2 separate regions of the Homo sapiens genome follow, and region 2 is linked to region 1. A link is a contact called in ENCODE Hi-C data. All regions are on one chromosome and are shown on one strand. The core of a region is the stretch at or near the end of the contact, and the rest is flanking DNA. Distances in the headings are between cores, read along the strand shown. Region 1 holds the start of COQ7 (coenzyme Q7, hydroxylase). Region 2 holds the start of NUBP1 (NUBP iron-sulfur cluster assembly factor 1, cytosolic).

What was found. A loop is a pair of places that touch in the nucleus more often than their neighbours do. Pooled maps may share reads with other maps.
Region 2: a loop to region 1 is called in a map of CD4-positive, alpha-beta T cell, with 11 times the contacts of the local background. The contact joins the promoter of NUBP1 here to the promoter of COQ7 in region 1. A Hi-C loop is called at or near these places in 2 of 168 maps with a recorded cell type or tissue (CD4-positive, alpha-beta T cell and naive thymus-derived CD4-positive, alpha-beta T cell) and 7 of 50 pooled maps.

Annotation. Positions count from the first base shown.
Region 1 is chr16:19,065,726-19,069,673 of GRCh38, forward strand. It overlaps COQ7 (coenzyme Q7, hydroxylase), which reads left to right and starts at 1,889. Exons shown (of 6, transcript NM_016138.5): 1 at 1,889-2,012. The coding sequence starts at 1,940. COQ7-DT (COQ7 divergent transcript) reads right to left here and starts at 1,966. Exons shown (of 3, transcript NR_119381.1): 1 at 1,856-1,966. RefSeq lists a silencer at 1,913-2,072 and an enhancer at 2,103-2,252.
Region 2 is chr16:10,742,028-10,745,975 of GRCh38, forward strand. NUBP1 (NUBP iron-sulfur cluster assembly factor 1, cytosolic) reads left to right here and starts at 1,815. Exons shown (of 11, transcript NM_002484.4): 1 at 1,815-1,855; 2 at 1,934-2,038. The coding sequence starts at 1,837. RefSeq lists an enhancer at 1,624-1,673.

The DNA of each region.
Region 1 (3,948 bases), core at 639-3,138:
TGATCCTTTTAGCCTCACAAGTAGGTGGGATCAGAGGCACACACCACCATGCCTGACTAATTTTTAAAATTTTTTGTAGAGATGGAATCTCACTGTGTTGCCCAGGCTGGTCTTGAACTCCTGGGCTCAAGTGATCCTCTCGCCTCAGTCTCCCAAAGTGTTGGGATTACAGGCGTGAGCCACTGCACTCGGACATGATGTTTTGATATTCAATTGTTGCTTAACATTTTGTTTCCAAATTTTCCCAGTAATAAATAATGGGCACATCTATAAATCTTTGTCAACATTTTTTCTCCTTAGAAACAGAGACCTAGGCCAGGCGTGGCGGCTCACGCCTATAATCCCAGCACTTTGGGAGGACAAGGTGGGAGGATCACTTGAGGTCAGGAATTTGAGACCAGCCTGGCCAACACAGCGAAACCCAGTCTCAGCTGGGCGTGGTGGTGTGTGTACCTGTAATCCCATCTACTTGGGAGGCTGAGGCAGGAGAATCGCTTGAACCCGGGAGGCAGAGGTTCCAGTGAGCCAAGGTCTCCCCACTGCAATCCAGCCTGTGCGACAGAGTGAAACTCCATTTAAAAAGAACAAAAACAAAAAACAAAACAAAAAGGAAACAGAGACCTAGAAGTGGTATTACAGCAAAGGTTTTGAACATTTTAAGGCTTTTGAGCGCCAGATTCAGACACTCAGTAGTTTTACATGAGAGTGCTACAACATCCTCACTAAGTAGTATTTGGGTTCATCATAATTTTAAATTATTTTGGTGTGTCAATTTGAACACTAGAGTGATATAAAAACTAAAAACTTGAATTCAATAATTTTACAATTGTATTCCATCTTAAAATATTTTATGGTAAACTTGGATAAAGTATATAAATAATCCAAGGGTGTAAAGTAGAAAGTGAAAGCTCCCTTCTCCCAGTTCCAGCCCCCTGATGTTGCCAATATTAAACGTTGTATATCCTTGCAGACACGCATCTTTGATTTTTGCCCTCATGTACATTACTCATTTAAAAATTATTTCGTTGAGTAGATTCCTAAAAGTAAGACTGCTGTATTATATGATCTTTTTAAAGTATGTTGCTAAATTTCCCCTCCCTTCTCAAAAAATTCCAATTTGCACAAATATACATGCATACATGCACACAGTACATTAAGGTGGATACCAAGGATAAAACATGTTCTCTGTTTCTGAAAATAGAGAAAAGACCGGGAAGAAGTTTAAAGTTGGCTTTCAGCCCACCAATAGAGATAACACTATATAACACCATTAACCATGTGGTGCATGTAATTTAGATATACATATAATTTTATTTATTTATTTATTTTTCAGACAGGGCCCAGGCTAGAGTGCAGTGGCAGAATCACGGCTGACTGCAGCCTCGAGCTACCGGGCTCAAGCTATCCCCCCACCTCAGCCTCCCGAGTAGCTGGGACTACAGGTGTGCTCCACCAGACCCGGCTAATTTTTAAAATTATTTGTAGAGGCGGGGTCTCGCTATGTTGCCCAGGCTTACTATTTTAAAGTAGATGTAGGATACAAATAAAAAAAAAAATCTCCTTCCACGTAGGTAAAGCAGGAAATACCGTGCCTTGTTAATAAGTAATTCCCTCATGATCCTTTTCCCCAGGAACTTGGGTGAGAAATCATAACCTTGTCCTGATCTTTCTAAACAGCAATTTAGCATTTTCATCTCCCTGGCAACCCAAGGCGCCTTGGCCTTGGTCTTCCGAGTGATTGACAGTGACCCCACCCAATAAAATCTTTTTATTTGTCGTATCTAACCAATCTAACCCCTAGCGCAGAGCTAGGGGGCGTTCCCACCGGTGCGCGGGCGAGCTGAGCCTTCCTTACGTCTGCTGTGCGTCATCAGTCCGAGCCAAGGGCACTATTGGCCAGTTCCGTTCAACGAAGTGGTTGCTTTTTTTAGTTCCGGCAATGAGTTGCGCCGGGGCGGCGGCGGCTCCCCGCCTTTGGCGGCTGCGCCCGGGGGCCCGGCGGTCCCTCTCAGGTAAAAGGAGGCGCGCAGTCACAGTCCTGCGCCGGTCTAGCGAGCTAGGGAATTTTCGCTTGAGGTTTGGGTCGAAGAGGTCACGGGGGAGAGGTTCGTAACGTCACAGGCCTGCGACGGAGCGCGACTGCGTGACTTCGGCCTCCGGGGCGCTGGCGGGCGGGGCGGGGTCTGTAGTTAGCGGCGAGAGTGACAGGAGGACAGGGGTTGTTTCGGCAGTGACGCCTGGGGAGTGACGCAATTGCACCCCTGTGCAGTGATGTCACGGCAGGTGCGGCCAGCGTTCCGAGTCGAGGACAGTTGGCGACACTGAAAATTCAGCGTCTCCGGGAGTCTCTCTCTTTGTAGTCTTTGCCCAGGGCCTTGCCAGGCAAAGGGTAGCCCGACGACCAGCAGCCTCCGCTACTTCTGGGCGCTCGCTAGAAATACAGATTCTCGGGCCCCACCCCGACCTACTTGGTCGGTATCTGTGATCTGTGAACAGGACCTTTAGGTGATTTGCATGCACTGTAAACTGTGAAAGCCATCAGTGTAGTGGAAGGAGCATCGAATTTAGAGTAGAGAGACATGGTTTTGGACCCTGGTTCCTGCTTTCCTTGTTTCATCTGTGCTGCCTTAGAAAATTGTCATGAGCCCGGGCGCGGTGGCTCCGGCCTATAATCTCAGCACTTTGGGAGGCCGAGGCTGGAGGATCCCCTGAGGTCAGGAGTTTGAGACCAGCCTGGCCAACATGGTGAAACCCCGCCTCTACTAAAAATACAAAAATTTGCCAGGCGTGATGGCAGGTGCCTGTAATCCCAGCTACTCAGGAGGCTGAGACAGGAGAATCGCTTGAACCCGGGAGGCAGAGATTGCTTTGAGGCGAGATTGCACCACTGCACTGCAACCTGGGCGTCAGAGCGAGACTTTGTCTCCCCCGCGCAAAAAAAAAAAAAAAAAAGAAATTTCATGAAGTCGTTTTCTCAACGTTAAATTACCGTGTACCACTTTCGGGATTTTTGCCTAATGGCAGTACTGCTTGAACTTTTGATTACTAGATGTGTTTTTTTGTATAGCTATGTCCCATTTAAAAATTAAATTAATTTCCTTGAAACAAAATCCTTATGGTGAATGGGAAGCCAGTGCCACTTGCCACAAATGGGTGAGTAATCATTAAAAAAAAACAAACAAATTAAAAAGTTATGAAATTGTATTAAATACTGTCTTTCTGTTACAAAGGGGAAATTAGCAAGTGTTGGGAAAGTGTTAAGGCTATACCAGCTGTAAATGGAGTTATCTTCCTTAATGAAAGAGATTGCAAGAGATTTTGAAAGAGTACCCCTTACTACATGGGGTTATTTGCTGCATATCCATAAGCCACTTAATATTTTGTAGGTACCACACTGGCATGTTTCACACTTTGGGAAAATATGGACATAAAGTGATGCATTTGAGAGCTAGCACCGAGCCTCAATTTTACTTTAAAGTATATGGTAATGCAGGCAAAACTCCGAGGGTTGTTGAATGTGAATTTTAATGCTGCTCTGTTCAGCCAGTGAGCATAACAGAATAAGACTCATTTCTGTTTATAAAGTTACTTTGCTTCTTATATCTTATTTTATCCTCATAACTCAGTAAGAAAAGTTTATTATTGTATGTTTTCCCTTAAAAAGGAAAGAGCCTGATTATTGCCTTTTTTTTTTTTTTTTTTTGAGGCAGAGTCTTGCTTTGTCGCCCAGGCTGGAGTGCAGTGGCGCGATCTCAGCTCACTGCAACCTCCGCCTCCTGGGTTCAAGTGATTCTCCTGCCTCAGACTCCCGAGTAGCTGAGGCTGCATGCATGCACCACCACGCCTGGCTAATTTTTGAATTTTTGGTAGAGACGGGGTTTCGCCATGATGACCAGGCTGGTCTCGAACTCCTGACCTCAAGTGATTCTCCCTCCTTGGCTTCCCAAA
Region 2 (3,948 bases), core at 565-3,064, 8.3 Mb before region 1:
GGCAGGGTCCAGGTTAGTCTGGAATCATTGGCATCTAGCCCAGTGCTGGCTGGGACCATGTGTTACTAAGTGCAGGCTCTGCAGCCAGACAGACCAAGTTTATCACCCTGGTTCCCCTGCTACCAGTCATGCGACCTCGGGAAAGTAGTTTACTTTAAGCCTCAGTTTCCTTATCCAAAAATGGAGACAGTAGGACTATGAAAGGACATAAATTAGGTAATTCACATGAAAGCACAAAGATGACAGCTGCCAAACGGTAAGTATTCTACAAAATGCTGGCTATAATTAGTGGTAGTGACAGGCAGCTGATACACTGCTGTTTAATAAATGTTTCCGAGGCCGGGTGCGGTGGCTCATGCCTGTAATCCCAACACTTTGGGAGGCCAAGGCGGGCAGATCACGAGGTCAGGAGATCGAGACCATTCTGGCTAACATGGTGAAACCCTGTCTCTACTAAAAATACAAAAAATTAGCCGGGCGTGGTGGCCTGTAGTCTCAGCTACTCGGGTGGCTGAGGCAGGAGAATGACGTGAACCCAGAAGGCGGAGCTTGCAGTGAGCCGAGATCCCACCACTGCACTCCAGCCTGGGTGACAGAGCGAGAATCCGCCTCAAAAATAAATAAATAAATAAACGTTTCCATATTCTTAGTGTCTGGGGCTAGGTAAAGTTTGTTCACTCATTAATATTCCAGGTGCCAAACCTGTGAGCAATGACACTCCAGTAGCAATGAGCATTTGTGGCATCCACATCTTGGTTTCTGAACTGTTGTCTGCTAAAAAGTAACCAAGGCTCCCTGAAGAAATGACTGCAGCAGGGAGAAGGGATGACTGAAACATCTTGTATCAGAAAGCAAGAAAATGCTCAAAGAAGCTGGATTAGTGCCCAAAGAACATAAGAACTGTCTTGAAGGGGCTTCACTGGCCACATCTGGGGGAAAAAAAATCGACCAGAAAGAATAATAATTGATTATAAAAGACAATTTTAAAAAATCCAGGAATCCATAGTGAGTCTTCGAAAAAAAAGAAAAAAAGAGAGGGTATAAAACTGATATATATTTATCATATATATAATCTATAGTTTTATATATATATATATAAATGCTGCTAAAATCACTGAGTGAAAGGCTGATAGAGAAGAAGATGGTCCCAGAGAGTACCTGTTAATTACAAATGGAAGAAGGAAACATTAAATGGAGAAATGGGGCAGACACCACCTTTAGCAAGCGATCAAGCTTCACATTACCAAAAACGGGACAAACTGACATTATCCAAGTGTGTTCTGCAGGAAAAAAGAAAAATTAACCTTTATCTAATTACAAGGCAAGAGGGAGGGGAGGATTAGACAAATCAAGAATATGGGATATTCTATTACACAACTGGTCTGGACCCGTCAAAATTATCAAGGTGATGAGACCCCCCCTAAAAAAAGAAGGACTGATCTGAATTAAAGGAGACCGAAGAGAAATAACTCCAGGCAGTGAGTGAATCCAGCAGGGGAGGGGGTCTAACAACTGAAATTGAAATATAAACTGTCTATTGGCTAATACTGCATTGGCTAGTACTGCATCGATATTAAATCTCTTGGGTATGAAAATGGCACTGATGTCATGAAGAATGGCTTTGTTCTTAGGAGATGCACTGCAGAAGTATTTATGATAGGAAATCTCTGAAAAGGAACAGACGTTGAGTCCCAGTCTTTCGGCCCAAGGTTCGCGCGTGCGCACAGCCCCCTTTCCGAGACTTATTTCGCGCGGTCGGAGAATCAGATTGTGCCCACAAGGCGGAAATGTACGACAGCGGGTTCCGGTGACCACGAAGGCGGCAAAGGCGACGGAATGGAGGAGGTGCCTCACGGTAAGCTCGCGGAGGGGGCGTGGGTCGCGGGGCGAAAGTGTCGGGAGCTGCTCTAACTGTGGTCTTGTCTCTGCGCAGACTGTCCAGGGGCCGACAGCGCCCAGGCGGGCAGAGGGGCTTCATGTCAGGGATGCCCCAACCAGCGGCTGTGCGCTTCTGGAGCGGGGGCCACTCCGGACACGGGTGAGAAAAGGGCAAGGCCTCAACAGGAACTTAGAGGCGCAGGCCCGGAAAAGGCGGGGCGTGGGAGGGAGGGGGCGGGATCTGCAGAATGACTGACAGCGGCAGGCTAGAAGGTATTGTATTCGGAGAGGGGTGGGGCCCAGAAGGGGCGGGGCGTGGAAAGTGGGCAGGGTGAGGGCGGAGCTTGGAATGACTGACAGGAACGAGGCCTTTAGAAGGCGAGCGCGAAGGACCTGGCGCGGATGGAGGGTGGAGACTGACCGGCGCGGAGTCGAAAGGGACATTAATTAAGAGGGTCGGGGCCAGAGGTTTGAGTGACAATAACAGACCGCAGAGAAAAACGGGATAAGCTTCGAAGTCGGGGAGTCTTCGGACTTACATCCTGGCTCTGCCAGCTACTTTCTTGACACAATTTTCTTCCTTTTGAGGAGTGATTCTCCCACTCATTCAGCAGAAATGTGTTGATCGCCTCGTAGGTTTGGTGCTGTCCTGGGGACACAGCTGGGGATCAGGCGTGGTCACTGCTCTAGTGGAGTTTAGCTTTACTGGGGAAACAAACACGTGAGCTAGCAACTAAACCACCGCAGCTTTAAGTGCTGTGAAGCACAGATTCCAGGATGAGAGGACCCAGGGAGCCTGCTCAGAAGGACCTTAAAAAGCAGGAGGCAGGAGGACAATATTTTTTTTTCTTTTTTTTCCCCCTTTTTTTTTAGACAGAGTCTTGCTGTGTAGCCCAGACCAGAGTGCAGTGGTGTGATCTCGGCTCACTGCAACTTTCACCTCTCAGGTTCAAGCGATTCTCGTGCCTCAGTCTCCCGAGTACCTGGGACTACAGGCGCCTGCCACCACGGCTGGCTAATTTTTATATTTTTAGTAGAACCAGAGTTTCACCATGTTGACCAGGTTGGTCTCGAACTCCTGACCTCAAGTGATGCATCTGCCTGGGCCTCCCAAAGTGCTGGGATTACAGGCATGAGCCACTGCACCTGGCCAAGGGGGAGAATCTTGAAGGAGTTCAGAGAGAGACTTGGATTTGATTCTTGGATCCATGCGGTGTGACCTTCAGCAATAGTCCTAACCTCTCTGAGCTTCTGGTTCCTCATCAAAAATGGAGACAGGCCGGGTGCAGTGGCTCACGCCTGTAATCCCAGCACTTTGGGAGGCCGAGGCGGGTGGATGGATCACTTGAGGTCAGGAGTTCGAGACCAGCCTGGCCAACATGGTGAAACCTGTCTCTACTAAAAATACAAAAATTAGCCAGCATGGTGGTGCATGCCCGCCCTCGAGGCTGAGGTGGGAGGATCACTTGAACCCGGGAGGTGGAGGTTGCAGTGAGCTGAGATCGTGCCACTGCACTCCAGCCTGGGTGACAGAGTGAGACCCTGTCTCAAAGAAAAAAAAAAATGAAGAGAAAAATAGTTATCTCTGTCAATGCAATGGAGAGACTGAACTGAGCCTCAGTGGAGGTTTATTGGGCCAGAGCTTGAGGGCGTGCCCTGGAAAATACAAGTGACAGAAACATCTGTGGCCTGTGCTCGATGGAGTGGTTCCAGAAGGCTGGTGTTTATATATTTCATTAAAAGGGGAAAAAGCATGCAGGAAAAAGTGCAGTAGGCCTCGTGGCAGGTAGTTACATTCTTGTGAGGTTTTAATTCGTGCCCAGTATATCTACACTATTCAGAAAATAAAGTAAACATTCAAAAGAGGGAATAAAGGAAGAATTAATTAGGCAGACGTCTCAGGGTAGGAGAGGAAGGACTATCTCATCCCATCTTTGTTTGGCATGTGGGAGGATAAGCTTGTAATGGACATGGTCAGTGTGGCGTTTAACAGACATCAGTAATAGGGAAGGAGTTAGACTGAGGTTACAGTCCTAAAGTTACAGTTGGCATGTCCTTGTTTATGGGAGG